Regions from separate parts of the Homo sapiens genome. Here region 2 is linked to region 1. A link is a loop called in an ENCODE intact Hi-C map of the cell type or tissue named here. Cell type or tissue: Caco-2. All regions are shown on one strand. Each heading gives the region's core, and the rest is flanking DNA. Links, peaks and the distances in the headings are about the cores only. Region 1 overlaps COBL (cordon-bleu WH2 repeat protein). Region 2 holds the start of LOC124901632 (a long non-coding RNA gene).

What was found. Peaks named below come from ENCODE experiments on the same cell type or tissue, not always from the same donor. Only the 100,000 strongest peaks of a DNase experiment are listed, where the experiment ranks them.
Region 2: a loop joins it to region 1, with 3 times the contacts of the local background. A loop is called at or near these places in 5 of 110 quality-filtered maps.

The regions. Positions count from the first base shown.
Region 1 is chr7:51,153,475-51,169,913 of GRCh38, reverse strand. The region is part of intron 5 of COBL (cordon-bleu WH2 repeat protein); the gene reads left to right. Among named protein-coding and RNA genes, the nearest start is that of COBL, 160 kb to the left of the region's middle. RefSeq lists enhancers at 1,091-2,290, 8,588-8,882. In Caco-2, for the core only: CTCF peaks have their summits at 6,972 (motif pointing left) and 8,686 (motif pointing right); DNase peaks (open chromatin) are centred at 7,013 and 8,693.
Region 2 is chr7:50,633,893-50,650,331 of GRCh38, reverse strand. All of the region lies in intron 7 of GRB10 (growth factor receptor bound protein 10), which reads left to right. LOC124901632 (a long non-coding RNA gene) reads right to left here and starts at 8,575. Exons shown (of 2, transcript XR_007060323.1): 1 at 8,337-8,575; 2 at 6,383-7,451. In Caco-2, for the core only: no CTCF peak of the experiment used is centred there; no DNase peak of the experiment used is centred there.

The sequences.
Region 1 (16,439 bases), core at 5,386-13,385:
AAATAATAACATCATGTAGAATGGAGTATCCATCCCCTCAAGCATTTATATTTTGTGTTACAAACAATTCAGTTACACTCTTAGTTATTTAAAAATGTACAAGTAAGTAATTATTGACTATAGACACCCTGTCGTGCTATTAAATAGTAGGCCTTATTCATTCTTTATATACTTTTTTGTACCCATTAACCATCCCCACCTCCCCAGTGAGTTCCCCACTACCTGTGCCATCCTTCTACTCTCTGTCAATGAGTTCAGTCACTTTGACTTTCAGATCTCACAAATAAGTGAGAACATGTGGTATTTGTCTTTCTGTGTCTGCCTTATTTCACTTAACAAGATGATCTCTAGTTCCACTCCTGTTGTTGCAAATGACAAGATCTCATTCTTTTTCATAGTTGACTAGCACTCCATTGTGTATATTGGAAACCAAAAAGTAACTGAAATAAGTCTCAATCAATTTAGAAAGTTTATTTTGCTAAGGTTAAGGATGCACTCATGACACAGCCTCAGGAGGTCCTGACGACATGTGCCTGAGGGGGTTGGGGTACAGCTTGCTTTTATACATTTTGGGGGGACATAATACATCAATCAGTACACGTAAGATTCACATTGGTTCAATCTGGAAGGGCAGAACAACTCAAACCAGGGTGTTGGGGGACTTCCAGCTCATAGGTAGATTTAAACATATTCTGATTGGCAGTCTGTTGAAAGCATTATTATCAGTAGAAAGGAATGTCTGGATTAAAATAAGGGGTTGTGGATACCAAGGTTTTATGCAGATGAAGCCTCCGGGTAGCAGGCTTCAGAGAGAATATATTGTAAATGTTTCCTAGCAGACTTAAGGTCTGAGTTGATGTTAATGCTGGAGGGTGTAATGAGGCATGTCCAACCCCCTCTTCTGTCATGGCCTGAACTAGATTTTTAAGTTAACTCTGGAATCCCCTTGGCTGAGAAGAGGGGTCCATTCAGATGGTTAGGGAGCCTTAGAATTTCATTTTTGGTTTACAATATGTACCACATTTTCTTTATCCATTCATCTGCTGATGGACACTTAGGTCTTAGCTATTGTGAACAGTGCTGCAACAAACATGGGAGAATGCAGATATCTCTTCAATATACTAATTTCCTTTCTTTTGGGTATGTACCCAGTAGTGGGATTGCTGGATCATATGCTAGCTTTATTTTAGGTTTTTGAGGAACCACCAAACAGTTCTCCATAATAGTTATGCCAATTTACATTCTCACCAACAGTGTATGAGGGTTCCCTTTTCTCCACATCTTCACCAGCATTTGTTTTTGCCTGTCTTTTGGATATAAGCCATTTTAACTGAGGTGAAAGGATATCTCATTGTAATTTTGATTTGCATTTCTCTGATGATCATTGATGTTGACCATCTTTTCATATGCCTGTTTGCCATTTGTATGTCTTCTTTTGAGAAATGTCTATTTAAATCTTTTGCCCATTTTTTTTTTTTGAAACGGAGTCTCGCTCTGTCACTGGTGCTGGAGTGCAGTGGTGCGATCTCGGCTCACTGCAGCCTCCACCTTCTGGATTCAAGTGATTCTCCTGCCTCAGCCTCTCAAGTAGCTGGGACTACAGGCATGTACCAGCATGCCCAAAGTGCTGGGAGTACAGGCGTAAGCTACAGCGCCCGGCCTTTTGCCCATTTTTTGATAGGATTATTAGACTTTTTCCTGTGGAGTTGTTTGAGCTCCTTATATATTCTGGTTATTAATCCCTTGTCAGATGAGTAGTTTGCAAGTGTTTTCTCCTATTATCTGGGTTGTCTCTTCATTTTGTGGGTTGTTTCCTTTGCCGTGTAGAAGCTTTTAAACTTGATGTGATCCCACTTGTTCATATTTGCTTTGGTTGCCTATACTTGTGGGGTACTGCTCAAGAAATTTTTGCCCAGACCAATATCCTGGAGATTTTCCCCAATTTTTTTTGTAGTAGTTTCATAGCTTCAGGTCTTAGATTTAAGTCTTAAATCAATTTTGATTTGATTTTTGTATATGGCAAGAGGTAGGAGTCTAGTTTTATTCTTCTGCATATGAATATCCAGACCATTTATTAAAGAGACGCTGTTATCCCCAGTGTATGTTCTTGGCACCTTTGTTGAAAATGACTTCGCTGTAAGTATGTGGATTTGTTTCTGAGTTCTCTCTTCTGTTGGTGTGTGTGTCTGTTTTTATGCCAGTACCATGCTGTTTTGGTTATAATAATTCTGTAGTATAATTTGAAGTCAGGTAATGTGATTCCTTCAGTTTTGTTATTTTTGCTTAGGATAGCTTTGACTATTCTCGCTCTTTTATAGTTCCATATAAATTTTAGGATTTTTTTTTCTATTTCTGTGAAGAATGTCATTGGTATTTTGATAGACATTGCATTGAATTTGTAGAATGCTTACGGTAGTATGGAAATTTTAGCAATACATAAGCATGGAATATTTTTCAATTTTTTGGTATCCTCTTTAATTTCTTTCATCAGTATTTTATAGTTTAAATTATAGAGATCTTTCACTTCTTTAGTTAATTCCTAAGTATTTAATATTATTTTTGACTACTGTAAATGGGATTACTTTTTAATTTCTTTTTCAAATTGTTCACTGTTGGCATATAGAAATGCTACTGATTTTTGTAGGTTGATTTTGTATCCTGCAACATTACTGAATTTATTAGTTCTAATAGGTTTTTTGTGAAACTTTAGGTTTTTCCAAATGTAAGATCCTATCATCTGCAAACAAGGATAATTTGACTTCTTCCTTTCCAATTTGAATGCCCTTTATATCTTTCTCTTGTCTGGTTGCCTAGCCAGGACTTCCAGTATTATGTTGAATTACAGTGGTGAAAGTGGGCATCCTTGTCATGTTCCAGATCTTAGGGGAAAGGCTTTCAGTTTTTCTCCATTCAGTAAGATACTAGCTGTGGGTCTATTGTATATGGCTTTTATTATGTTAAGATATGTTACTTCTATCCCCAGTTTTTTGAGAATTTTTATCATGAAGGGATGTTGAATGTTATCAAATGCTTTTCAATATCGATTGAAATGATCATATGGTTTTTATCCTTCATTCTGTTGATGTAATGTATCACACTGATTGATTTGCATATGTTGAACTATCCTTGCATCCCCAGGGATAAATGTCTCTTGACCACAATGAATGATCTTTCTAATGTATTGTTGAATTCAGTTTGCTAGTATTTTGTTGAGGATTTTTGCATTTATATTCATCAGAGATATTGGCCTGTAGTTTTCTTTTGTTGATGTGTCATTGTCTGGTTTTGGTATCAGGGTAATACTGGCCTCATAGAATGAGTTTGGAAGTATTCATCCTCCCCTGTTTTTTGGAATAGTTTGAATAGGATTGGTATTAGTTCTTGTTTAAATGTTTGGGAGAATTTAGCAGTGAAGACACCAGGCCTCAGGCTTTTCTTTACTGGGAGACTTTTTATTATGGCTTCAATATTGTTACTTGTTATTAATTTGTTTTAGTTTTAAATTTCTCCCTGATTCAATCTTGGTACACTGTATGTGTCTAGGAATTTCTCCTTTTCTTCTAGATTTTTCAATTTATTGGCATATTGTTGCTCATAGTAGCCACCAATGATCCTTTGAATTTCTGCGGTGTTAGTTGTAATGTCTCCCTTTTCATTTCTGATTTTATTTGTATCTTCTCTCTTTTTTTCTTCATCTGGCTGAAGGTTTGTCAATTTTGTTTAACTTTTAAAAAATCAACGTTTTGTTTCATTGATCTTTTGTATTATTGTCTTCATTTTAATTTCATTTATTTCTGCTCTGATTATTATTTCTTTTTCCTACTAATTTTGGGTTTGATTTGCTCTTGCTTTTCTAATTCTTTAAGATGCATAGTTAGATTGTTTGTTTGAGGTTTTTCTTCTTTTTTGACATAGGCATATATGACTATAAACTTCCCTCTTAGTACTCCTTTTGCTGTATCCCATAGGTTTTGGTATGTTGTGTTTTCATTATTATTTGTTCCAAGAAGGTTTTTAATTTCCTTCTTAATTGCTTCCTTGACCCAGTGGTAATTCAGGAGCATGTTGTTTAATTCCCATTATTTGTATAGTTTCCAAAATTCCTCTTATTACTGATATGTAGTTTTATTCCATTGTGGTCAGAGAAGATGCTTGATATTATTTCAGTTTTTAAAAATGTTTTAAGACTTGTTTTGTGACTTAACATATGGTCTGTCCTTGAGAATGATCCATGTACTGAGGAAAATAATGTGTATTCTGCAGCCATTAGATGAAATATTCTGTACATATCTATTAGATCCATTCGATCTACACTGTAGATTAAGTCTGATGTTTCTTTGTTGCTTTTTGTTTGGAAGATCTGTCCAGTGCTGAAATTGGGGTGTTGAAATCTCCAGATATTATTTTATTGGGTCCTATCTCTCTCTTTAGCTCTAATAATATTTGCTTTATATATCTGGATGCTTCAGTGTTTGGTGCCTGTATATTTAAAATTGTTATATGCTCTTGCTGAATTAACCCCTTTATCATTACATAATGACTTTCTTAATCTCTTCTTACAGTTTTGGTCTTGAAATCTATTTTGTCTAAGTATAGCTACTCCTGCTCTTTTTTTGGTTTCCATTGGCATGGAATATCTTTTTCCATCCCTTTATTTTCAGTTGAGGTGTATTTTTATAGGTGAAGTGTGTTTCTTGTAGGCAACAGATCAGTGGGTCTTGTTTTTTCATTCATACAGCCAGTCTGTTTTTTGAGAGTTTAGTATATTTACATTCAATGTTATTGATAAGTAAGGACTCAATCCTGTTATTTTGTTATCTGTTTTCTGGTCCTCTCTCCCTCCCTCCCTTCCTGTCTTCCTTTAGTGAAGGTGTTTTTCTCTGGTGGTATGATTCAATTTCTTCCTTTTTATTTTTGTGTAACCATTGTATGTTATTTCGTTGGAAGTTACCATGAGGCTTGCAAATACTATTTTAGAACATAACGCTGCATAAACAAATAAGCAAAAAGAAAATGAATAAAAATTATGCTTTAACTTCATCTCCCCACTTTTTTACTTTTCGTTGTTTCTATTTATATCTTATTGTACTGTCTATGTCTTTAAAAGTTGCTGTAGTTATCATTTTTGATTGATTCATTGTTTAGTCTTTCTACTTAGGATAAGAGTAGTTTATACACCATAGTTACAGTGTTATCATATTCTGTGTTTTTCTGTGTTCTTACTATTACCCGTGAGTTTTGTACCTTCAAGTAATTACTTATTGCTCATTAATGTCTGTTTTTTTCTGATTAAAGTATTCCCTTTAGCATTTCTTGTAGGTCAGATTTGAGAAATTCCCCAGCTTTTGTTTGAGGGAAGTCTTTATTTCTCCTTTATGTCCGAAGGATATTTTCGCCGAATATACTATTCTAGGGTAAAAGTATTTTTTCATTCAGAACTTTAAATATGTTATGTCACTCTCTCCTGGCCTGTAAGGTTTTCCCTTGAAAAGTCTGCTGCCAGACATATTGTAGCTTCATTGTATATTATTCCTTTTCTCTTCCTGCTTTTAGGATCCTTTCTTTATCCTTGACTTTTGGGAGTTTCATTAGTAACTGCCTTGCAGTAGTATTTGGGTTAAATCTACTTGGTATTCTATTACCTTCTTTGGATATCGGTAACTTTCTCTAGGTTTAAGATGTTCTCTGATATTATCCTTTTCAATACATTGATAAATTTGACCTCAGAGAAAATATTAATAAATTTGATTTTAGGGAAAACAAACAAAAAACCCTCTTGAATGACAAAAAAGAGAAAATGAAAATAAATAAAGGAAAGAGATAAAACTCTTACTCATAATGAGAAATGTAAATGAACTACAGTGAACACTGTTCATCACCTATGGGATTGGCAAAAGCCCAAAAGTTTGTTACTACACCTTTTTCATTAAACTGTGGGGCCCTTAAATGCATTGCTGAGCAAAATGCAAAGTGCTAGCTTTATGGTGGTGAATTTGGCAGTATCTAGCCAAATTACACATACATTTAGTTTTTGACACAGAAATCCTAGTTTTAGAAATCTACCCTGAAGACTCACTGGCAAAAATCTAAAATGATTCATGTGTAAGGCTGTTTATTGTGGCATTATTTGTAACAACAGGAGATGAAAGCAATGTTCATGCCCATCAGGAGGGGATTGGTAGATGAAGCTATGGTACATGAAGATGTGGTATAGCTACATGATTGAATACTATGAATCTGTGAAAGAAGGAAGAAGTTTGTTATATTATTGATATGAGGTGTTTTCTGGGATATATTTTTTCCACTTTTAAAAATCAAGGGTGACTTTTCCTATGAATCAAAGTAATAAGGCTTCAATGTGATAGATTAATATTAACTCATAAATAAGAATATACTGGGTTTCAAGCCCTAGGGCAGTACAGCACTTAAAATAATAATGGCTCCCAGTGATGACCATGCCTGCTGCTTCAGTCCTGTCTGTTCTAGGCACTGTGCTTAGTTGTGTGGGCTTATTTGATCTTCCTTATATAGACACAGAAAATATCCAAATGCCAGAGGTGAATTGGTTGATCAGATTTATTGATATCTACTTATGTTGGCTATGATGCTCTCTTCAATTAAGGATGTTAGTGACGTAATATTTCTGAAGAGCACTCTGCCGTTGTTTTTACATATTTTTTCCACGCCATTGATCCTAGTCTGCACATTTTGATGCCAGTGCTTGCTTAATCTTACCAGAAGAGGGGATCAAACGGAGGCATGAGTCACATCATCCTTTTGCTGCTTTGAATGTCCTCTATTTTAAGGGATTTTGCAGCTCTTCCTTCCCTTAGTTCACTGTCTGGGCTGTGAGAGGCACTCCTTTTGTGTATATCCGGTGATAAAATGTAACACTGATCCATCTCCTTGTGAATTCCTTCCTTCCTTAGCTTAGCGCTTAGCTTAGCACTTCTTGCTTTACAGGAAACATTGCAGTGAGTATTGGCTTTATTGGTGCTCCCCCTGCTGGCTGTTTCTATGTCTTTGTGCAAACAGGGTAACAGCTTCAGCTTCAAGTCATAGTGAATCTCTGATGAGCACAGAGGCTTAGCCTGGCGGAGGCCGAGGGCAAGCCTACATCATTGGGGTGTTAAAGCCGAGCTTTCAATTCTGGCCCAGCATGCAGAACCTATCTTCACTTTCCTCATCTGCTAAACTGCCCACTTTGTAGGTTCATTGTAGCGATTAGAAATTATATAGCTCATCTGACACTCATAGGAAATGTTCTGAAATGGTGAGTAAACCTGACCGGAGCCCTCCAGAAAGTTTGCAGATACTATTATGTATTATTTTTTCTTGAGAAAATGTAAGTGGTTTATTATGTCTGTAACTTGAAGACTCTATGAGAATAGATTTGCATTAAAAAAATCCTAATGTAGATGGTCAAAGAAATTTGATCTTCTCTGGAAAAGTTAGTGAATTTCTTAGAAACTGAAGTTTACTCTGTTCCAAGATATATCTTCACTGTCTTAATCAAAGGGCGCTTGAATCATAGCAAATATTCTCATCTTTCAACTAACTTTAAGTAGTTTTCCTGGAATTTTACATTTTCCAGAAAACACTCCTTTCTGTATCTGTGAAAGAAAGTGTGCCTCAGGCTGTAAACTGGGCTGCACTGGACACCTGCGGGGGACTCTGGCTTAGTGGGGACATGGTCAGTATTGATTTTCCTCAAACTCAGCCTGTGTAGCTGTGAAAGCATGGAACAGATTACACTGCAGTTAACGTCATCCCACACATCTGGACTCCAAGACACGGGGAGGTCACATAGTCAGTTGTGGATGCCGGTTAATGATAAGGTGTGAGTTAGCTCTCGGGTCTCTGTTTCCTAAGTCACACAAACAGCAGTGATAAACTGTGCTAACGGATGAGACAAGGTACCTGAGTTAATTTGCAATTCAGCACACAAAAATGGAAAAGAAATTATTATATCAGTCTGATAAAGTGCAAATGTTCTGATGTAGGAGTAAAGTGACGTGGGTTCTAATCCTGGTTCTGTTATTCACCAGGACAACAGACCAGTCATTAGCAGGCCTTTCTCTGAAGAATGAACTTTTGAAAGTAACTGGCCTTTTATGGGCCCTGCTTCTTGGTTTCTTGGTTTTTTAAAAAATCCAAATTCTATAAATTTGACCAATCTAAAGGTATTACTACATGCTTCATCAGATATCTCTGCATTTCTTGATACCATAAAGTTAAAGTTCTTCTGGTAAAAGAGTTAAAAATCACTGCCTTATAAAACAAGCAAACAACAAAATAAACCTGTCTGGAGACATTTTGTCCATTTGCCCTGTTCAGGCAGTGACAGAAATAGTGTCATTATAGTGTTTCACAGATGGACGGAGCTTACATTTGAAGTGATTTCCATAGCAAAAGCCCTAAAAAAGTTTCCAGAATTCGTGTTGAGTGGCGTTGTTTCTGATGGAAGCCTCTGCAGTATTGGAGGCAGGCATTTACAGGGAAGCCCACCAGTAAAATAAAATTTTCAGAAAAAGTTATTAAAAGCTACATTTTAAAGGAAACTCCATAATTTCAGCTGCCCTGAGTCCTATGCTTACAGAGAGCCTGCATTTCCACCCAGCTGATCCGGGTCTCCAGGGGGATTACAGAGAACTTGCAAATGCGGCCCAAAGCATGTGTGGAGCTGTGCTGCCACAGGGTGGCAGTGTTGTCACACACACAGCAAATCCCCTCGCGAGCTTTTCTGGGCCTGGAAAAGCTCAAATCTGTTCTGTTTTTGGAGTGTTCATCAGTTGAGAACAGGAAAATGTGTTCCGAGGGCTGAGCCACGTGTTTATGAGGTAGAACTAATTTTTGTTATACATCAGTTGTGTAGAGATATTTTTAAAATTTAGCTTGTACCTTTAGAAAATGCTTTATAAGGCAGAGGTTGCAGTGAGCCTCGATTGCGCCACTGCACTCCAGCCTGGGCGACAGAGTGAGACTCCATCTCAAAAAAAAAAAAGCTTTATATTCAAAACAAAATAAATTGCATATGGCAGGTTTTAAGAGTAGAGTAGGAGAATCATGTCCAGTGCCTACAAGTCTAACAGAGTTTCTTGTTCCTTGTTCTCCTGAGCCTTTCTCAGTATCTGCATAGTTCTTTTAAAGGTTGTATGATCTTCTGTGTAAAGGGAAAAGCGTGGCTTTTGTTTTTGTTTGCTTGAATTTGGATTCTGAATTATTCACATACAGTTTGTGACCTCTTAGAGCCTTGTCTTCCCGTGTGTACCGTGAGCTCATAATCACCAGCACCCAGCATTCTTATGAGGATTAAATGAGTGCCAAGCACAGGAAGGAGCTCACAGCTAGCACTCGATGAAGGTTGGCTCGGCCCTGTTGCTCATTGCTTCTTTTATTCTGGTATAAGTAATGTGAAAGTCACTTTATCCCAAAAGCCTTTTTTCATTTGGGAGGTTTTCTTTATGAAAGACACCTGCAAATGTATTCGTGAATCAAAGGATATGACAACTTTATGGCATTACTGCATTGTTTCCCTTGATGACTGTGTCATCAACAACAAATAACAATATGTTATTATGGCCACTCAACTCTCCATTTCTGATTCAGAGCCTTGTGTATATAAAACTCCTATCAACTATTGGAAAGTAAATAGACCTTAATGTGTAATCTAGAAAAATCATTCTAAGGTTCTTTCCATACCTATTTGACCATTAAAAATAGGCCAGACATGGTGGCTCATGCCTGTAATCCCAGCACTTTGGGAGGCCGAGGTGGGTGGATCACCTGAGGTCAGGAGTTTGAGACCAGCCTGACCAATATGGCAAAACCCCATCTGTACTAAAAATACAAAATTAGCTGGACGTGGTGGCAGGTGTCTGTAGTCCCAGCTACTCAGGAGGCTGAGGCAGGAGAATCACTTGAACTCGGGAGGCGGAGGTTGTAGTGAGCTGAGATCGTGCCATTGCACTCCAGCCTGGGCAACAATAGTGAAACTGTCTCAAAACAACAACAAAAAAATAGTTTTAAAAATATTCTTATCATATGATCTCTAATGCAAACCTGGAACCCATCAGAGGAGGGTTTTGGTTTTAAAGCTTTGATGAATTTTTTTCCCAGAGTGTTCGATTCTTACAATGGGAGTAGTATACACATAGATCCTGAAGAGTTGATAAACAGGGCCTAATGCCAGTACCAGTTCTCGGAGGGAAAAAAATAAATGTAGATTTTTCACCACTTGGCTGAAAATGTGATGTTTGTAAGGATACTGAGGTAGAAAACGTCCCTTTCAAATACTGGTTTTCCGTATGTTCCCCTAAAACATGACTATTATTTCCACTGTCTATGTTTCCTTTCTGGCCTTCCCCTGCTCTTTGTCAGACAAGTATAAAACAAGAATCTCACTTGCCTGCACATGGATTTAAGTTGCTTCAGAGACCAGAGAAGGTGAGAAGCAGAGCTCTCTGTCCCTCGGTATCCTTTCCTGTCTAGGAGATGACATCTCCGCCATCACAGTGCCTCGGGCCAGAACCCTGGGGTCCTCTTTGCCCCCTTTGCTCTCCCACTCCACCTGCAACCCTCATAGCGTCTGTCGCCTTCAAGATACATCTAGGATCTCACCACTTCACACAGCCTGGCCTTGTCACCTGGCCCAGGCCTCCTGGCGGCTCCACTTCCCAGCACCTGTGGTCTCCAAAGCCTCCTCCCCACCTCCCTGCTTTGCGCCCTGCGGTTTCACGCGGCATCCAGAGCGCAGCGCGCGCGGCCGCCAGGTGCGCGCGGCCGGGGGCTGCAGAGAGCCTGCAACGCCGCCCCCGCTGCCCTCCTCCAAGCTCCTGGCCAGCTCTTCGTGTGTCTTGATCCAGGTTCTTAAAAAAAGGAAGTGGACTATAGACAGGGTGTCCCACACACTGGCAGTCCCAGGGTCGGCCCTTGGGGCTGCTGTTTCTCAGCTCGCCTCCCTGCCCACACAGCCCCTGCACCCCCGCGCTGTGCCTTCCCTGTCCCCGGCGCTGTGCCTTCCCTGTCCCCCACGCCTTCCCTGTCTCCCACCCCGTGCCTCGCTTTCCCTGTCCCCCGCCCTATGGACACCCCTGGCTCAGGCCAGTGTGCTTGTCCCAGCATCGCGCTCATCTCCTGTTTTTATTTGATGTTACAGATTTCATTTCATTAGGAATGAGTGTTTCCTCCCCGACTTTTGCCTGCATTCTTTTCCAGCTCCTCCCTGGAAAAGGGCAGGGGCGGACACTTTCCCAGCCTCCCACCGTGCTCTGTTCCTAGTGGCACCTGCCCCAGGGTCTGGGCCCCTAGGGATGCGTCCTCTACCCTGGAGACTGGGATCTTCTTAAATCCCCACTGCTCCCTTGTTGTCTCCTCAGCTAGCACCACCTTTGCTTCCTCTTCCAGGGTTGTCACATTTTCTTGATTTCTGCATCTTAAATATGTCCCAGGCGGACCTATAGTCCTTCCCTTTTCTTCCTGTTGAGCGATGGTTACAGGCTGTGGACGCGTGTGAGTGAGGAGGCTCCTCCCCGACCCTGCCCTTCCGCCATCCGGTAGGTTTGGGTCCATTCTTCTCCATTCTTTCAACATAAACTGCACCTTGAGGGTCTCTTCTCCTTTTTGAAATTTTGCATGGTACCAATTCATAGTAGATTACAGAGTAAAATAAATAAAATAAACAAATAGAAAATACATAGAAATAGTAAAATAAAAAGAATAATAAATAAACAGTCCCATATCAATCATCCACCATTAACAAATGTTAATGTGTGTTTAGCTACATTTGCTGCATTGTCTTTTTGTTAACGACTAAGAAACACAGCAGACACAGATGACACTGCCTCTCTAACACAACAACTGGCTCTCTTCTTCCTTCCCCAGGGGCAGCAACCCTTTTAAAAGTTTTATATTTTAAGAAGTATAGTGAAAGGCTGTCTGTCCATTAACAACACAGAGCATATTTTGTATGTTTTAACAATGTGTGTGATGATTGTCTGTATTTTGTTTATTTCAATTGACAAATAAAAATTATATATCAGTGCATTGTGCAACAGCTAAATCAAGCTAATTACCATATCCATGACCTCACATACTTATATTTTTGTGGTAACATTTAAAGTCTACCGTTTTAGTAATTTTCAAGTATATAATACATTCTTAGTAGTTATAGTCACCATATAGTACAATAAATAGACTTCCTGAAGTGATTATTTATTTTCCAAAGTCTGAATTTTGACTTAGAGAATAAGAACAATGAATATTGAGGGGGAAAAAATAAGGAAAGAAAGAAGGAGAAAAGAAAAGGGAGAAGAGAGCAGAGTGCCTCCACTAAAATCCCTCCCCACATAGACACTCGCCTCTCCAACCACTTGCCCTGGGCACACTTTGAGTCTGTCCCATCAGCAGACCAGGGGGCACTGGAGACACACAGAGGAGCCAGGCCAACCCCCTGCCCTCAGAAGACACCAAGGAACCCCTTGCCGGTGCTACTGAAACTCCAAATTCTCTGGCATTGCCAGGGGCCTTGTTTATTTTTTTTGAGGCGGAGTCTTGCTGTGTTGCCCAGGCTGGAGTGCAGTGGCATGATCTTGACTCACTGCAACCTCTGCCTCCTGGGTTTAAGCAGTTCTCCTGCCTCAGCCTCCCAGGTAGCTGGGATTACAGGCCCACACCACCACGCCTGGCTAATTTTTTTGTATTTTTAGTAGAGATGGGGTTTCACCATGTTGGCCAGGCTGGTTTTGAACTCCTGACCTTAAGTGATCCGCCTGCCTCGGCCTTTCAAAGCGCTAGGATTACAGGCGTGAGCCACCGTGTCTGGCTAGCCCTGGCCTTGTTAAAACTCTGATTTGAGGTATTGGGGCAGATGAGGCAATAGGAGAATCAAGCCTGAGGCCCTGGCGAGGAGGTAGAGTCAGAGGGCTCGGTTCTCCTTGTGAGAAGGGCGAAGGAAGGTCTGTACAGAGAAGGCAAAGCCTCAGCTAAGCTGCGGATGCAGCTGTGTGGCTCCCTCTCTGAGAGGGGAATCCAGCTTAGGGGCACCTGTGTTTCTATTTTAAGTACAGAACAGTTTAAGGGGGAGAGGAAGGAGAAGGGTTAAGAAATGAAAGTTCCCATTCTTCAGCAGTTCCATTTAGTGATTTGAAAGTGCACCTTAACTACAGTTCATTGTGTGTGTGTGTGTGTGTGTGTGTGTGTGTGTGTGTGTGTGTGAAGGGTGGTTTTTTATTGACTGTACATTGGAAATGTGTGTTTAAAAATAGCCTGAACAAATGACTAGCTATTTCTCAATATTTGACCCTCCATGTGGGGTGAGAAGGATCAGAGAATTCTTTTATTTGCTTGGCTAAGAATGTTTGCCATCCGAGATGATATATTCTGGATCTGTAATTATATGGTGAGCGTAACTCCTTTGAATGACAGCCTCCAATAAAACTGAATAATTCTGGGTGATGCTTCCTGCTGGGTGATTCCTGGGGAACCTGATGTCTCCTTCAGAAGAGACACTTCGGTGAGCTTTCAGAAAGGGACATTTCGGAAGTATTGGCTCTGAGCTTCAAACTGAGATAATTTGATAAACTTGGACAAGAATAACTACTGTCTGGACATCATGGGGAGATAAAAAAGAGGAAAAGAACCACAACAAGAAAAATAAAAGGGTAAGAAAGGAATTAATTTGCCTTCTTGGCTTGTAAATTTTGTGTGTGTGTGTGTGTGTGCAGAGTATTTTGGTTGAACTACAAAAATCAACATTTAGTGATATATCCTAAGTGGACTGTCTTTGATATTTGTTTTCTTTTAGCACAATGAATTTCTGTTCTATGTCGTCTGGATGATTTTCTAGCTTTATAGCAAAAACTATAAGCAAATTATAAATACAGGTGTTTATGAAGCTTATTTCTTTGAAAATACAGTGGTTTATGGAGAAACTATGATTCCCAGTTGCATTTGAATTTCCTTGATCTCTCTGTGTTTTGCTTGGTTGCATGGAGATTGGCAGAAGTCAATGTTGATATTTTCATTACTGATGATGCAGGCTCCCTTCCGTAAGAACCATCACAATGGGACCTAGAGTAGATGCTTCAGGTCAGTTCTAAGCAATTCACACAGGAGGGCTTAAATAGTCCTGAGCAGATAACGTTTTTCTGTTTAGGTTTACTGACTTGGATACCACTCTGTTTAACACACACTACCCCATAGGTGTAGAGCTTCTGAGTGTTCCTTCATTTATGGTTAGGGGAGTTGAAATCTGTAGAAATGAAACCAGGGCTATATAGGAACTGTGCAGTCTTCTTTTTTTTTTTTTTTTTTTTTTTTTTTTTGAGATGGAGTCTTGCTCTGTCACCTAGGCTGGAGTGCAGTGGCATGATCTCAGCTCACTGCAACCTCCGCCTCCCAGGTTCAAATGATTCTCCTGCCTCAGCCTCCTGAGTAGCTGGGATTACAGGTGTGTGCCACCATGCCCAGCTAATTTTTTTGTATTTTTAGTAGAGATGGGGTTTCACCATGTTGGCCAGGCTGGTCTGAAATCCCTGACCTCGTGATTCACCCATCTCAGCCTCCCAAAGTGCTGGGATTACAGGTGTGAGCCACTGCTCCCGGCTGGAACTGTACAGTCTTTCTATTACCAAGTAAAACTCTTTATTGTCCTAAATATTGCATATTTTATGTCCCAGGCAGAGTGGCTTCTGATCCTGTCTTTGCAGCCATATATTGGTAATTGGTTTGGCTGTGTCCAAAACCATTTCTGCCCCTTCTTCCAGAGGTTATCTTCTGACCTCAACAACCATTTATAGCTGAATTTTGTTAAAACATTGGAGTTAATTGGAAGCAAACAGGTGAAGTGAATTTAAGCTCTATGAGGACAGAGTCATTTATTATTAATATTATTGCTATTATTTCTGATTGTTCAACTAATGCAGTGCCTGGAAACAAGAGTAGGAACTTAGATGTGTTCATTGAACGCATGCCTGCTTTGGTCAGAAGTATAGCCAATGAGAATTGATCTCTGGCGCAGTTTGTTAATACTTTATATCCCATGTCAGAGACAGTCTCCAGTAGTGTAAGCAAAAGTTACACACGGAAAAAGGAAAATGGTGAATGCTGAAGCAGATGGCCTGGTTGCCCAGAACTCTCAATTTTGATGCAGAGATTTTGAATGATATTTTCTTGAGTGTTTTGTGAAAATTGCCCATGCCCATTCCTCTCCTCTTACCTGCTGGCTCCACACCTTTAGGTTGGGATTGGGATGTGTGCCAGTGACGCAGACCCTAATGATACCCATGGCCCAGCCACGGATTCTCAGAGAGGAGGGGAGGTGCCCACATCCCACCGGGAGTTATTCGTACAGAGGCTGATGAAAGAGAAGCCTCATTTTAATGCTTTTGCTGGGATATAATGACATCTATTGTTTTATTGAAGTACAGTCATGCCCCAGATCAGGATTTGCTGCCTCCATTAGAATCCTATTTGCTCCCATGGAACTGTGAGTGATGTCAGCTCTGTGGCACCCTTGCTCTAAGCCTCTCAAAGCCCCTTTGTGCCTTGGCCCTCCGTGCCCTGACCATGTTCTCTGCTTCAGTTTGCGCTCATAGCACATTGGTCTGTGCCTGTTCTTATGAGGTCCAGCAGCCAGCCTTAGGGCTGTAGCTTAAAACCACCCTCATGGTTTTTCCTCTGGCTTCCTTCTATGTGTGGAGAATATGCATGGAACTCTGACTCCCTTGACTGTGGCCAACATGTTAGTAAGCCTGGGCTAAGCTGCTCTCATAAAGGAAATCCCCAGAATTCAGAAGCTTGGATTCAGAGGCTGTTGGTGACTCTCAGGGTACTTGGAAGGTTGCATCTGCCAAGGTTGGAGGCACTCATCTTTCAGCGACACGGGCCTCCACGATGAACACGGCCATCTGCTTCTCCATCAGTTGGAGGGGACGCCATGGAAGGACACATCTGTGAGGTCTCTACAGGCCAGTCTGGAAGTTACATGTACCTCCCATCCAGTCTCATTTTATTGGCGAGAACTTAAGGACATGGCTCTATATTGCTGCAAAGGAGTCTGGGAAATAAAAACGTTAGCTGGCCGCTGCGTGACAGCACTGATATTGGAATCACTGAAAGGGAGAATAGAGGTGCTACTCAGCTGGCTGTCCTGACGTTACCCACCAAGCAGGGCCAGAGACCCTGCGGCCTCCTTACCACAGCAGCTTCCATGGTCTTGTCCCCATTTCCTTGATGACAAGGAAGGGAAGGATGTAAAGAAGTCGTGTGAGTTCACTGGCTATCAGCAGTCATATTGCCCATCTACTGTGTAAAAGAAGAGAAGAGAAGCCTATCTATGAGATTGTAGGTCACGGAGCATGCTGTTCACAGCAAATAGCAGTCACAATGAAATCTTCAGCAATGTTATTTAAATAACACATACCTGCAGGCAGCTTCTC
Region 2 (16,439 bases), core at 4,563-12,562, 520 kb after region 1:
CCCACCCACCTTGGTTGGCGCTCTGTTCTACTAGGTGCCTGAAATGGGTCTCATCAAGGGGCCTTGTGGCCTGCCTCTAGTTAAGATCAGTGGCCAGTTGGGGGTGGCATCTCAGCAGCATGTGACACAGCTTTGATTCCTAGAAACTTGCTTCCCTAAGTGTTTTCGACCCCAGCTTGTGATCTCTTCATCTCTCTGCTCCTTCATCCCTTCGCTGTCTCCTGCTCTGCCAGGCTGCTTGGTGTTTGGAGGCCCGCAAGCCTCTGTCCTCAGCCTCCCCCACTCTAGTGGTCTTCTCTCTGAGAGACTGCATCTGGCCCCATGCCGTCAGATGCCATCTCTCTGCTCATGACCCAGATCTATAACCAGGACAAGTCACCACTGAAAGGTACCCTCCGTCTTCACTTGGGTCTCTAGTTGCCATGTGAAATTTAACAAAAGAAAATATAGTCGAAGCACACCAAGGCCTCCTCACCTAACTAAAAGGGGTCATTGTCCGCTCAGTTGCTGTGGCCAAGGAAGAGGAGCATATCCTTGATTCCCCCTTTGGACTCAGGTACAAATCCAGTCAACTCTCCCTCTCCAATGTGTCCCATATCCAGTGCTTCCTGTCCTCTCCACCATGCCATCTCCAGTCCCAGCCTGGGACGACACAGCAGCCTGTCTCCTGCTCACCTCACCTTGCCTCATATCATCCACAGCCCAGCAGCTCTTGTATGATTTCTAGAGAGTCATTTGAATCCCACTGTTCTCCCATCACACCCAGAATTAAATCCAAGCTCTCCCCTGTGGGGTGTACAGTCCCGTTCTCCATTCCCTCCCCCGTGTGTGTCGTCACTGTGTTCTAGCTGCCCTGGCCTTCTTGGTCCCTCACATTTGCCAGCTCAGGTCCACCTCTGTGCATTTCCCCTGTGGCGTCTCCACACAGAGGCTCTTTCCTGAGACCTTTTCTTCACTGCCACTTGGTCATCATTCAGGTGTCAGTTCAAATATCTCTTCCTCTGGGCCTTCCTGGGCTTCTTTGGAAAAGGCAGTGCCCCTGGCCAGCCTCCCTCTGACACAGCACTTGCTTGTGGTCTCCGTGTTGTTCACTGTCTCCTGAGATTATTTTGTTTGTTCTCTGTTTTACCACTAGAACGTCAGTCCCCCAGAACAGGGACAGGGTCTCTTATTCACTGCTCTGTCCACACCTCCGAGAATGGAGCCCAGCACATCCCAGGCAGACGAGTACAAGGACGATGGCCTTGTTTTTATAGAAGTTCTGGATGCTCCTCTAGGGGGATGGTCGCCCTTGCTTTGGCAGAGCCAGGATCAGAACCCAGCTCCCCAACATGGGTTTCTTACCCCCAAGTCCCGTGGCCACTCAGGAGCAGGAAGAAGAGGCAGCTGACCTTAACCAATGCATCCATCAGGAGCTAGCCCGACCACATTGAGTAGGTCTGAGGCCTGGGAGTCCCACCCAGAATATTTACTTTGTCCTCTCCTAGTGGAGCGGGAGAGCTGAGAAGATTGCTCTCAAAAGCTTCAAAGAAAAGGACCTGGGACTACTTCAAACAATAAGTCCATTGTTATGTCTCAGTGACCTTGATGACCTCCAGAAGTAGTGTTCTGGGCTCACAGCACACTGCCCTGAAGAAGGGAAACTCTGGAAGCCCAGAGGGAGTAGCTGTAGGAGGGATGTGGTCAACTGGAAAGTCCCCAGGCGTTCTATGGGAGGGGGACCTATGCTCTGCCATCCTTGGGCTGGCAGAGGACTTGGGATAAGGATTCCCAAAGGCAAAACTGAGGATGGGTCTTCCTTACCGCCTTGGGTCGAGGCTCTGCCTTCCTTTCCCTCACAGATTAAGGCAGTGGTTAAAATTACTGCTTTCAGAAGATTATCATTTTCCTTGGTTTCCTAATGCTCCTTTTTAAACCTTTTTAAAAACGTTCCAGCAGCCCAGCTTTTGTCCCCACTGTGCTATTCAATTCCACTTGTTCCCATCAGGGTGGCATCCACATGGCTAAAGCCAGCGGGGTTCTCTGTCTTCCGCTTGCCGGGCCTGCAGCAGCATGAGGGCTCCTGTCGCTCGCTGCTCTCCTTTCCACAGCTCCGTCTGGGTTTCCACCCTCTTTGCTGGACTTTCCTTCTCAGCCATCGTTGCTGGCTCTTCAGTCACTGGGCCTTGGTGCTCCGTCTCCCCTCTCTGCGCTCCCTCCCTGGACAGCCGTGGCCATTCCCTCAGCTTTCCATCTTGTCCCTATGTTGATTACTCCCCGGTTTACATTCCCATCCAAACTCTTCCTCAAGGCCCAGACTCCTGTTTCCAGCTGCCAACATGGCACCTCCATGTGGGTGCTTAAAAGACACTGCCAACGCAACAGGTCCAAAGTCAGCATCTGATCCTTCCCTCCAAACATGATACCTCCAAATTCCCATCTCAGAGCAGCAGACCAGTACCCCCATCAGAATTCCCAATTCCCTTCCTCACTCCTCTTTTGAGTTTCACGCCACCCCAGCCTGTGTACCAGAATTGGACAGCGCCTGCCTGGTCTCTGCTGTGGGACCCAGGCCTGGGCTTTACTTTCCTTGCCTGTGTCGTCATGGGAGCCTCCTGACTCAGCTGGTCCCCAGTTTCTGCCGCCTGGGAGGGAGCATCACAGTCGGCCTGTGGCATCTTTTGCTGCCTTTGAGGACCTTCTTAGCCAGCAGCCCTTTGCTGAATGTTTTTCCTTTGCCTTCTGCCATCTAACAATCTCTGAATTTTGCTTTTTGTCTATCTCCCCTACTTGAATGAAGTTCCATAAAGTCAAGGGGTTTTATTCCAGACCCGAATCCCAGCACCTTGGTGCCTGGCACGGAGAAGGTTCTCAGGGAGCATCTGCTCAGTGACTGACAGTGAGGGCACATCCGCACCCTCCCCATGTAGCTGGGCCTGAGATGGCTTGAAAAGGTTCGGCCAATCTGACTCAAATCTGAAAACATTTTTTCAAATTATAGGTTACATTTTAGGTTTAATGTTTCATTAAAGTTTGATTACCACCAAAGAAACTTTTTTCAAAAAAAGATGTTACTGGTGGAAATCCCTCTTGTAATTCTGGAGCACTAACTATTTTGATCTGCTTTTTAAGTTATAAAATGCTGAGGTTAGATGCCACATCTATATAACCAAGGTCTCTATTTAGACACTGATAGATTCTAAGTGAGTTTGTTTTGTTGTTTTGCTGAGACTGTTGTGATTTCTGTCCGAAGAGAGAATTGGACTCTTCATGCCTAAATGAGCTTTCTTCCATTAATAGGCACATTTCATCTTATGCTCCACACTTTCTGCCTCTTTTTAGTTAGTGATACTTTTATGGATGCTTGGGGTTGCCGACTTTGTGGCTGGGATGAGTGGAGGAGCCTTGAGCCTGGCTCTGCACCAGGGTTCCTATCTGGCCCCACCGGCCTTACCAGGTGGGATTGGTGCCCGTAGCAGCAGGGCTGGTTAAGTCTCAGTAGATGAGATGGAGGATTGGTTGTTGAATCATTACACCAATTGGTCCAAGAGCTACTTCCTTTTCTGGAGAAAAAGGCCTCCAGGAACATGAATGCATTAGAAGCTAGCATTTTCCCCAGAGAAGTTCACGTGAAAACTTTTTCCCACTCTACCCCCACTCATCTCTTTCCAAAGAAGCTGGTTCATTCAGTCAGGGCGTGACAATTTGCGGAATCTAGCACTACAAACAGGATTCAGAGTCAGGAGTAAGTTTGCCATGACTTATTACCATATCACCTCTATGTCCAACCAGGAGACCAAAAAAAGGAGAACCTATTTTATTTATAAAAGTAACATTCATAGTAAAAAACAAAAAGTGAAACAAATACTACAAAAAGGTATTTGGTAAACGGTGAGATTCACTTTCTTCTCAGTTTCCAACTCTAGTCTCATTCTCCAGAGGTGACACTGCGGACAGTATCTTGTGTATCTCTTCACAAAATTGATGTGCATTGTTGTGATTTCCCCTGCAGCTTCATAGTGTTGTGTTGTATGGAGGTACCGTGATAGATTTACCTCAACCCTCTTTTGATGAACAGCTCCCGGAAACAAGGGCCCCCGTGCTTTCCATTGTGTAACCTCACGTTCTAGGGTGAACGTTGCTAGGGGAAAAGACGCTACTGAGATGTTTATATACCATTTAATGGCACATAAGCTTACTTTTGTTTGCAGCTTTTTCTAATTATGAATAGAGCTGAAATGAACATTCTCGTGCATGGGTCCTTGGTCATGAATGGGGTTGTGGATGGATAGACAGATGGATAGGTTGGTTTCCAGCAGTGTCATTGCTGGAGCAGAAGTTTTATGTATTTATAAGTATGTGGGTGGGTGTAGAAAGTTCATTTTTATAAATAATGCCAAGGGCTGTATGTCACTTATAATACGATGGGAAGGCATATGACTTGGGGGCTGGCCACTGGCTAGGACTCTGCAGTTCCTCGCAATGTGGCTTTGGACCAATTCTTCTCACTGCCTAGGGCCTCGCACCACTGGGGCTCTGGTGACAGTTCCCTGGGTGGTGAGGGGACTGTGTCCAGGCAATCTATCACTTTGATTGGCTGTTTCTGTAGTTTCAAGAAACTCTAGACGATGTTTACTGAGCCTGTCTGGGAGCAAATGGACAGACCCCAAGAGGTCTGATACGACGGCGTTTGCTTTCAGATCTGCCTGGAGACCTCTTGGAGTCTGAGAACTCCGGGCGATTGGAGGATGGGGGTAAGATGTGCACAGTCAGTTTCAGGTACTTATTCTTCTTGGTGTTAGACCTTCTGAGCTGGTGCTCAGCAGATCCTTTTTGTTTGCTTGGTTTTAAAGGAGTTAGTGCCCAAATGGCAGTGTTTTTGGCTCATGTTTCTTCCCTGCCAGCCCAGCAGACATACTCCCCAGATGGCTGAAAGCTGCTGTGGGTCACTGGTGATTTTTGCATGGGTTGTGTGGTTTTTAGTACTGAAAAAGTAGCAGGCTGGGAGTCCAAGGGCTGCCAGTGAGTGTGTTCTGCTTTTTCAAAGAAATCTCCATAGTTTCTGTTTTGCCTTTCCAGTTATCAGTATTTTTGTGATTATATAATCTCATTTTGATGGTATGTAAGCTTGCTTTTTAAAAAATGAATTATGGGCAGTATAAAGATTATTAGCGTCAACTGTATTCATAGCAAATATATTTTGGAGATAAATCGGGATTTTGAGGGTGAAAATTTTATCTTCAAATACATTTTCTGGCATGTTGTAATTGAATAAAATTATAGCCCTAAATGATAGCTCCATTTATGAAATTTTTCTCATGGCTGTCATTTTCTGCGTCGTCCAGACTGGAGATGGTACTGGGGATTATAGCCCTTTTGCAGTGTTTTAGCCATCCTGTGCCTGCTGTGTCTCTCAGCTTCTCAGACTTCACCGTTTGTGAATCTGCCAGTCTTCCTTCACCAACTGGTCCGCCCATCCCATACCCAGCCCCTTCCACCTGTCTGTCATTGTTCTGTCTGTCTAGCATCTGCCCACACCTTCTTGGTCATGGGGCCTTAGCAGACAGGACAGCCCTGCTCCACTGGCCAGTGGGTGGTGGCCCAGTGGGCTGTGTAGAGGCTGATGTCCCGCTCTTGCTAGTTCGGTGCTGTGATCCAGGGTACCGCTTTCACAGCAGGCCTTACAGAGCTTACCTGAGGTTCCCTACTCAGGAAATCACAGTTAGACCTGTCCTGCTTACTGATGGTCTCAGGTGAGAGTTTTTCTGAAACGGAATGCCCATCAGTCAGTGACAGGGTTTGAAATAAGACATGAAGGAGAAGTTGTCCTGATAAAGACAGTACATTACCATAAAAGTAGACTGATGATACTGCATGCGTTTCAGGTTGCTGGGGGGCTGCTTTTGGGCTTCCAATACAAGAGGGAGGAAGAAGGCAGTGGAAGCGGGTGCTACGTCCCTTCCCTATCTGTGTCCCTGAGCTCGGCCATCACATAGCCACCAAATAAAGAGCTCGGGCATGGACTAGGGGACCCTGTGATGGTCAGCTTGTGGGACCTCACTGGGCAGGTGAACACACACCTATAGGGACCCAGTTCCAGGGCCTGGACTCAAGGAACCCCACCTGGACACCTGGGATATTTTGTTGAACCCATTGAGCTCCTAGTCTGTGATTGAGCCACACTGGCTGAGTGTTTTGGACATAAATATCCGGGATAGTGAAGACAACTGCTGAATGGAAAAGAAACAGAGATGCTCCTGGTGAAGATAGCCCTGAAACAAGGGCCCCCATGCTTTCCACTATGTAACCTCATGTTCTGGGGTGATCGTTACTATGGGAAAAGATACTACTGAGATGCTGAGTGAAGAGAGGAGAGCCGCAGGTCATTATTTTCACGCACGTATGTTTCTTTAAACTTTTATTTTGAAAAAATTTCAAATGTATAGAGAAGTTGCAGTAATAGAGCAAAGAACTCTCATATATTCTTTACCCTGATTCCCCAATTGTTAATATCTCTGCCACATTTTAAGTCATTTCCATTGTCCTGTACATATATAGAGATACATATATGCACATATATACATTTATATGTACACACACCATGATTCTTTGGACCATTTGAGACTCATTTGTAGATATCAAGTCCCTTTACTCCTAAATACCTCAGAGTCTATTGACTAAAAACAGGGTTACTCACTTACATATCATAATAAAGTTACCAAAGTCAGGATATTTACCCTTAATAAGATGCAGGGTTGAAATCTACAGACCTCGTTCAGGTTTCCCCGATTGTTCATATAAACATCCTTTATGTTATTCTTTTATTCCTGTTCAGGAACCATTTGCATTCACTTTAAGATCTCTAGTTTCCTTTAATACAGAGTGTTCCTCAGCCTTTTCACACCTGTCGTGACGGATGGGATTTCTTGAAGGGCCATTTTGGTTTGTGTGGTGTTTCCTTGGAGTCCCATCTGGTCCACAGACAGGAGGCTGTGGCCCACAGGCATGATGATGTTGGCTGGTCCAGTTTATGCTGATGTTGATATTTATGACTTGATTAGGGTGTTGTCTGTTACGTTTCTCATTAAGTCTTTCCCCAGTGTACATGGGGGATTGGTTCCAGGACCCCCTCCATGTACCCTAATCCGCTCATACTCAGTCCTGCAGTCAGCCCTTGGAACCCAAATTTACAAAAAGTTGGCCTTTCATATACACAGGTTTCAAATACCACCAAGACTCTATTTTCCACCTGCATCTGGTTGAAAAAACTATGCTTATTACTGGACCCGAATGGTTCAAACCTGTGTTGTCCAAGGGTCAAATGTATTTTCCTTTTGTAATTAAGAAGTAATTTGAAGGAAGATGATTTGAGACTGTGTCGATCCTCTGCTCTCTGCAGATGTCCATTGACTGGTGCTGTCCTGATGATGTTGTCCAGTTTGTCTATCATTCTACATTCTTGAGTAGGCATTCTGCTTGAAGGAATATCAGTTATTATTTTTTGTTCCTTATTTAGTTTCCAAATTTGCTACAATGAACACATTATATTTATAATAGAAAACTAATGTATGTATGTGTCTATGCGTGTGTGTGTGTAGGAGTATAATGATTGAGTATTCTTTATCTGAAATGCTTGGCACCAGAACTGTTTCAGAGTTCGGATTTTTTTCTGATTTTGAAATGTTTGCAGTACACTTACTAGCTGAGTATCCCAATCTGAAAATCCAAAATGCTCCAATGAGCGTTTCCGTTGAGTATCATGTCAGCACTTAAAAAGTGTCAGATTTTAGAGTTTTTTGGATTTTGTATTTTTAAATTAGCAATACTCGACCTATATGTATGTGTATATATATTTATGTGTATATATATTTATGTGTATATGTATATGTATGTATGAAGCATGTGTATATGTGCATGTGTGTATGTGTTTGTGCATGTTTGCATGTATATGTGTACGTGTTTACATATATGTAGGTGTATACGGCATATATGTGTGTGCATTTGTGTATCTGTATGCATATGTGCATGTGTTTGTATGTGTGTGTGTGTGCATGCGTGTGTGTGTGTGTGTGTGAAGTTTCCAAGCCCACATCCTCTTTGGTTGGCTGTTCTGGCCCCTTGGTTCTGAGTGCATGGCCCTTTGTCCTGCCTCTCCTGGCTGCATGCTCTGCAGTTTCCCCTGCTGGTTCCGCCTCCTGCTTAGGCCTCTGAGGCTCAAGAGGAGGGGACAGTGAGTGGAATGCAACAGGACCCAGAACAGCTAGTTAAGAAAACTCCCAGACACTCAGCAAGCTAGGTTAGAGACAGATTTTGAAGCCTCTATGTAGAGCCTCTGTCGCTGCCGCGGAACTCCTCACCTTCTCCCCACCCCGTGTTCCTCAGGTGAGCAGCAGTGAGTTCGTGCAGACTTCCTGGTACTCTGCCGCTGGCCAGGTTGAGCCTTCCCACGCCCTTGCCTCCTCGGCGCCAGTCTGCAGACACACTCTGGGCTCGCTCACGGTAAATCCTCAGGCCACTGAGCATCAGCCCAAGAGAAGGCTGTCACCACCAGCAGTCCCAGTGCCTTCTCTCGCCAGTGTCACCAGCTGACTGTCCTGCCGCAGAGATGTTGGAGCAGCAGGAGTGGACACTGTGGCCCTGCAGCTGCCCACGTGTTTGTGTTTGTGATGGTCTGCCTTGTCTGTGTGTCTGGAACTCATGGTTCCACCCCTCCCAACTTTGCACAGCTGCAGGGACCATGAGTGGCTGCAGCCTTCAGCTGCTGTCATTGTCCTTACACAGGAAAATGAGTGCCCCCAAGTGGCCTCTGGCCTGAAGAAAGTCCTTTTCCTTATCTGTTCTAAATGTACTGCCCTTCACAGCTCTCATGAATGTGTCCTTGTTACACTAGTGCCAGGGCTTTTAGGATGCCCTTCAGGGAAACTTGCATGCCCTAAGCACACTCCAGTAGAGGGAAGCCATTCAGATAGGGACATCTTGGTGCAATGTTGAATGGAAGACTTGAACAGTCACCAGCAAAACGTTTCGGCTGAGAGTGGAAGAAGCTGTAGGTTTGAATGAAGGCTACCCCCCCACCTTTTTTGATGAGTATAAAATTCAAGCATAGTAGAAGTGATGCAAGCAACTCTTTCCTAGGGTTCATTCATCGAACAGACGAACAGGTGGACAGTGCAGAGTGAGCAAGAGCAAGCAAGAGTGAGGAAGAGTGAGCAAGATGTGACTCTCTGTCCAGGAGCTTAGGAGAGGAAGAAAGACAAAAAAATTGTTCCCAGCAACGGTGGTAGGCGCTCACTGGATTGGCAGCAGGACCGCGTTCCCATGAGCCTGCGTGACTAGCCCTGGAGAGGAGATGGTGCTGTGCCTGTGTCACGTGAAAAACTGAGGCTCCAGGCACTACAGCCTGCCTTTCTGTGCTCAGCTCCATAGGGCTGGGATCCGGCAAAGCTGAGGATGGAAGGCCACAGAGGCCCTCCCCTGAGTCCATCTACAAGAAAAACAGTTCAGTGCTGTAAACAATGTACAAGGAATAGATTAGATAGAGGTGAGAGTCCCAAAGTTAATTCCAATTTAGGAAAAACTTCAGCTCATACTCCTGGATATCATGGATGAGGTCAGTGAGATATCAGAAGAAAAGGAAGATTTTAAATGTGAGATGATTTGGATGGCAAATAAGCTACAGAGAGAAGAGAGAGAATGCTGGCTCTCCTCATAGGTTTGAGAGGACAAGTGAAATTCTCTTTATGGTCAAGTTTTGTAGCAATGTCTGACTCAAGGGAAAATGCATAAATTCTAATACTAAGTAAAATACAGTCGTGGGTTACAACATCCTCTTGAAGTTCAGCACCTTCTAAAGAGAAGGGTGGAGGGGCACAGGACTAAATGCTTGGCCTTGCAGTAAACCTAATGTGGTGTCATGGTGTCTCCAGATGTACCACAGGCTTCCTCCATGATGTCACCCATCTGAAGATTACCTCGAAGGGGGCAGCCATTCCTCCAACATGTCCTTCTGTGCCTGCTGGACCTGCCTCTGTCATGACCACACAATTGAAGTAGGAATTCAGATTGTGGCACATAGCCCATTTGGGGATCTCCAGCATCCTTAGAGCCAAAAACCATACCCAACAAGGAGTCATGTGTGAAAACAGAAATCTCTAGCTGACTGTAAAGCAAGCTAACTGTGTCCCTTCTGGAATCTTAGCCCCAAAGGACAGTAGCTCCAAGAGGGCCCTGCCCCTGTTTGGGAGGAGCCCTCAGGTTGTATCTTCAGCCCAGATTAAACCTTTCTAGAGATGACCCCAGCAAGGACACTGGTACTGGGGGTCACAGCCCAGATGCCTTTCATGCCATACTTTCTTATCTTTGCTCCCCTTTAATCCACCAATGGAGATTTTTTAAAAGTGGTTTTCAATTTTATTTTTGACAAAATGATTCTATTTTATAAAAACATGTTTTTCAAAATAACAGGCTATGCATATCCATTTTAGAAAAGTTTAAAAAAATGGCAGATGAGCACATCAAAACTGATTCTTCCAAATAAGCCTGTCTACTTGGTATAAAACAAGGGTAGAGGCTACTGCTTTGAATCTTGTTGTCCACCCCCTTAGCCAGTGAGACTTGTTCACTGTGGAAAGTCCTATTAGGGTCTCTGAAAACCATGGTTGACTTTTTTTTTTTTTTTTGAGACAGAGTCTTGCTCTGGTCGCCCAAGCTGGAGTGCAGTGGCGCAATCTCGGCTCACTGCAAGCTCCGCCTCCCCGGTTCACGCCATTCTCCCGCCTCAGCCTCCCAAGTAGCTGGGACTACAGGCGCCTGCCACTACGCCCGGCTAATTTTTTGTATTTTTAGTAGAGACGGTTTCACCGTGTTAGCCAGGATGATCTCGATCTCCTGACCTTGTGATCCGCCCACTTCGGCCTCCCAAGGTGCTGGGATTACAGGCGTGAGCCACTGCGCCTGGCAAACCATGCTTGACTTTCAAGAACTCTTTAGTTATTTCTAGAACTTTATCTCCTTTAGAAAAAAGGATTTTTAAAAACAACATCTTTTTAATTTTCACTGCAAACTTGAAATCTATCAATTATAAAGCAGAATTTTAAAACGTATTTTTAAATTTTAGACTCGGGGGTGTATGTGCAGGTTTGCTACATGGATATATTGCATAATAATGAGGTTTGAGTTTCTACTGTACCCATCACCCAAATAGTGAAGATTTTACCCAACAGGTAATTTCTAAAACCCTCACCCCCTCCTTCCATCTTTCTCCATTTTGGAGTCCCCAATGTCTGTTAATTCCATCTTTATGTTTATGTGTATGCATTGTTTACCTCCAACTTCTAAGTGATAATATGTAGTATTTGCTTCTTTGTTTCTGAGTTAATTCACTTAAGATAATGGCCTCCAGCTCCACCCATGTTGCTGCAGAAGACATGATTTCATTCTTTTTTATGACTACATACTATTCTGTGGTGTATATTACCACTCTTTAAATCCAGTCTACCATTGATAGACATTTAGGTTGATTCTATGTCTTTGCCATTGTGAATAGTGCTTTGATAAACATACAGATGCATGTCTTTTTAATATAATGATGTCTTTTCCTTTGCATACATGCCCAGTAGTGGGATTACTGGGTTGAATGGTAATTCTATTTTTATTTCTTTGGGAAATCTCCATACTGTTTTCCATACAGGTTGTATTAATTTACATTCCCACCAACAGTGTATTTGGCTTTCCTTTTCTCCACACTTATGTCAACATCTTTTGTTTTGTTGACTTTTAAGTAATAGCCATTCTCCGTGGTATAAGATGATATCTCATTGTGGTTTTAATTTGCATTTCTCTGATAACTAGTGATATTGAGCATCTCTTTATGTGTTTATTGGCCGCTTGTATGTCTTCTTTTGAGAAATGTCTGTTCATGTTCTTTGCCCATTTTTTAATGGGATTGTTTGTTTTTTCTGGCTGAGTTGTTTGAGTTCGTTTTAGATTCTGGGTATTAGTCCTTTGTCATAATTTGCAAATATTTTCTCCCATTCTCTAGGTTGTCTGTTTACTGCACAGAATCTTTTAATTAAGTCCCACTTGTCTATTTTTATTCTTGTTGCATTGCTTTTGAGGGCTTAGTCATAAATTCTTTGCCTAGGCCAAACTCCAAAAGTTTTTTCCTAGGTTTTCTTCTAGGACTTTTATAGTTTCCAGTCTTACATTTAAGTCTTTAATCCATCTTGAGTTAATTTTTGTACCTGGTGAGAGACAGGGGTCCAGTTTCATTCAGACAAGGGTCCAGGTTCATTCTTCTGCTTATGGCTAAAATTTCCTGTAGATGTTTTAGTTTGTATGGATAGAGATGTTCATAGAGATAGCCAATTTTCCCAGCACTATTTATTGAATAGCATGTCTTTTTGCCATTGTTTATTTTTGTCAACTTGGTCAAAGATCAGTTGGTTGTAAGTATGTGGCTTTATTTCTGTGTTCTCTATTCCATTTCATTGATTTGTATGTCTGTTTTTTTTACCAGTACCATGCTGTTTTAGTTCCTTGAGCCATGTAATTTGAAGTCAGGTAATATAATACCTCTGGCTTTGTTCTTTTTGCTTAGAATTGCTGTGGCTATTCAAGCTCTTTTTTTTTTTTTGTTCCACATGAACTTTACAATCTTTTTTTCTAATTATGTGAAGAATGACATTGGAAATTTGATAGAAATTATGTTGAATCTGTAGACTGCTTTGGGGGCAGTATAGTCATTTTAATGATACTGATTCTTCCAATCCATGAGCATGAGATGTGTTTCCATTTGTTTGTGCCATCTATGATTCCTTTCATGAGGGTTTGTAGTTTTCCTTGTGGCAATCTTTCACCTCCTTGGTTAGATGTATTGTTACGTATTATGTGTATGTATGTTGTGTGTGTGTGTGTGGCCATTTTAAACATGATTGAGTTCTTGATTTTGTTCTCAGCTTGAATATTATTGTTGTATAGAAATGCTAATGATTTTTATATGCTGATTTTGTATTCTGAAACTTTACTGAAGTCGTTTATCAAGTCTAGGAGTCTTTCGGAAGTGTCTTTAGGGTTTTCTAAATATAAGATTAAGGCAGTGGCTCACACCTGTAATCCCAGCCCTTTGGGAGGCTGAGGTGGGTGAGTCCAGGAGTTCGAGACCAGCCTGGACAGTATAGTGAGACCTCATCTCTAAAGTACAAAAAAAATTAGCTGGGTGTGATGGCACATGCCTGTAGTCCCAGCTACTTGGGGAAGGTAAGGTGGGAGGATCACTTGAGGCCAGGAGATGGAGGTTGCAGTGAGCTGAGATCACGCCACTGCATTCCAGCAAAGTGACAGAGCCAGACCCTACCAAAAAACAAAAACAAAACAAAAAAAACACAACTCATGCCATCAAATGAACACAGAAAATTTGACTTTCTCTTCTTCAATGTGGATACCTTTTATTTCTTTCTCTTGCATGATTGCTCTGGTTAGGGCTTCCAGTGCTACGTTTAATAGTAGTGGTGAGAGTGGACATTCTTATCTTATTCCAGTTCTTAGGGGGAAATGCTTTCAACTCTTCCCTATTCAGTATGATAGTGGCTGTGGTTTTGTCCTATATGGCTCTAATTATTTTGAGGTATGTTCTTTTAGTGCCTAGTTTGTTGAGGGTTTTTTTCATGAAGGGGTGTTGTATTTTACTGAATGCTTTTTCTGCATCCATTTAGATAATCATATGGTTTTTGTTTTAGTTCTGTTGATGTGATGAATCACATTTATTGATCTGCAGATGTCAAACTATCCTTGCATCCCTGGAATTAAACCCACTTGATCATGATGTATTACCTTTTTAATGTACTGTTGGATTTGCTTTGCTAGTATTTTGTTGAGGATTTTTGCATCTATGTTTTTATAAGGGATATTGGCCTGCAGTATCCTTACTTTGTTGTGTCCTTGCCTGATTTCGGTATCAGGGTGATACTGGTTTTGTAGAATTAGTTAGGAAAGAATTTCTTCTCAAATTTTTGGAATAGTTTCAGTAAGATTGGGACCACCTCTTGTTTGTATGGCTGTTAAAATTTGGCTGTAGGGCCAGGTATGGTGGCTCACACCTGTAATCCCAGCACTTTGGGAGGCTGAGGTGGGTGGATCACCTGAGCTCATGAGTTCGAGACCAGCCTGGCCAACATGGCAAAACCCTGTCTCTACTAGAAAATACAAAAATTAGCCAGGTGTGGTGGCACGTGCCTGTAGTCCCAGCCACTTGGGAGGCTGAGGCAGAAGAATCACTTGAACCCAGGAGGCAGAGGTTGCAGTGAGCTGAGATTGCACCACTGCACTGCACTCCAGCCTGGGAGACAGAATGAGACTCTGTCTCAAAAAAAAAAAAAAAAAAAAAAAAAAAAGGAAAGGAAAAAAAAAAAAAAGCTGTGGATCCATCTGGTCCTGGGCTTTTTTTTTTTTTTATTGGAAGATTTTTATAATTACTGATTCCATTTTATTACCCCTACTTGTCTATTTAGGATTTCTGTTTCTTCCTGATTCAATCTCAGGAAGTTGGGTGTTTCCAGGAATTTATCCATTTCCTCTAGGTTTTTTAGTTTGTGTGGATAGAGATGTTCATAATAATCTGTGATGATCTTTTGTATTTCTGTGGTATCAGTTGTAATGTCACCTTTTTCATTTCTGATTGTGCTCATGTGAATCTTCTTTTGTTCTTAGGTAAACTTGCTAGCTATCAATTTTATTTATCCTTTCAAAGAACCAACTTTTGATTTCATTGATCCTTTGTGGGTTTTTTTGTTTTGTTTTGTTTTTTGGGGTCTCAATAACACTTAGTTCTGCTCTGATCTTTATTTCATTTCTTCTGCTAGCTTTGGGTTTTGTTCTTGTTTTTTTAGTTCCTTGAGGTGTGACATTGGGTTGTTAATTTGAGAACTTTCTGTCTTTTTGATATAGACATTTAACACTATAAAACTTATTTCTTAGCACTGCTTTTGCTGTATTCCAGAGGTGTTGATATGTTGTGTCTCTATTTTCATTAAAAAAATTTCTTTTTCTGCCTTAAGTTCATTGTTTACCCAAAAGTCATTCAGGAGCACGTTTTTTAGTTTCCACGTATTTGTACAGTTTTGAGAGTTCCTTATGGTATTGATTTTTAATTTTATTACACTGTGGTCCAAGAAGATACTTGATATGGTTTTGATTTTTTAAAAAATTTATTGAAATGTGCTTTATGGCAAAGCATCTGGTCAATTTTGTTTGATGTGCAGATGAGAAAAATGTATATTCTGCAGGTGCTGGGTAGCATGTTCTATAAATGTTTATTATTTCCATTTGATCAGGTCTAGCTTAAGTTCAGAGTTTCTTTGTTGACTTTCTGCCTCAGTTACCTGTCTACTGTTGTCAGTGGGGTGTTGTAGCCCCCCACTATTATGGTATTGCTGTCATTCTCTTCTTTTAGGTGTAGTTGTATTTGTTTTATGAATGTGGGTGCTTTGGTGCTTGCACACGTATTTCCAAAATTTATGTCCTCTTGTATTGAATGCATTCTTATGATATAATGCCCTTCATTGTCTCTTTTTCTAAAACTGTTGTTAGCTTAAAGTCTGTTTTATCTGATATAAGAATGGCTACTCCTGCTCACATTTGTTTTCCATTGCATGATATATATTTTTCCACCCATTTACTTTGAGTCTGTAGGTGTCTTTAGCCGTTAGGTGGGTCTCTTGTAGGCAGCAGATGGCTGGGTCTTGTTTTTTTATCCAGTTTGCCAGTCCATGTCTTTTAAATGGAACATTTAGGCCATTTATGTTCAACATTAATATTGGTATTTGAAGTGTTATTCCTGTCATAGTGTTGTTAGCTGGTTTATTTGTAGTCTCAGTTGTGTAATTGCTTTATACAGTGAGCTTTGTCTACTTATGTATGCTGTTATGATGGTGAGTATCATCCTTTTGTTTCCATTTTTATAACTCCTTTGAGAATTTTTTTGTAGGATTTGTCTAGTAGTGGCAAATTCCCTCAGCATTGGCTTATCTGGGAAAGGCTTTATTTCTCCTTCATTTTTGAAGCTTAGTTTGGCAGAATATAAAATTCTTGACTTACGTTTCTTTTTTCTTAAAGGAGGCTAAAAATAGACCCCCAGTCTCTTCTGACTTGTAAGGTTTCTGCTGAGAAGTCCACTGTTAGTCTAATGGGATTTCCATTATAGGTGATTTGACACTTCTATCTAACTGCTTTTGAAATTTGTTCTTTCATGTTGACCTTGAATTAATCTGATGACCATTCTTTGGTGAATGTGCATCTTCTGTAGTATCTCTAATGGGTTCTCTGAATTTCTTGTATCTGCATATCTACATCTCTAGCAAGTTTGGGGAAATTTTCCTGAATTATTTCCCTTAAATATGTTTCCAAACTTATTTTTTTTCTTCTCCCTCAGGAATACCTATAAGTCCTAGGTTTAAATAATCTTA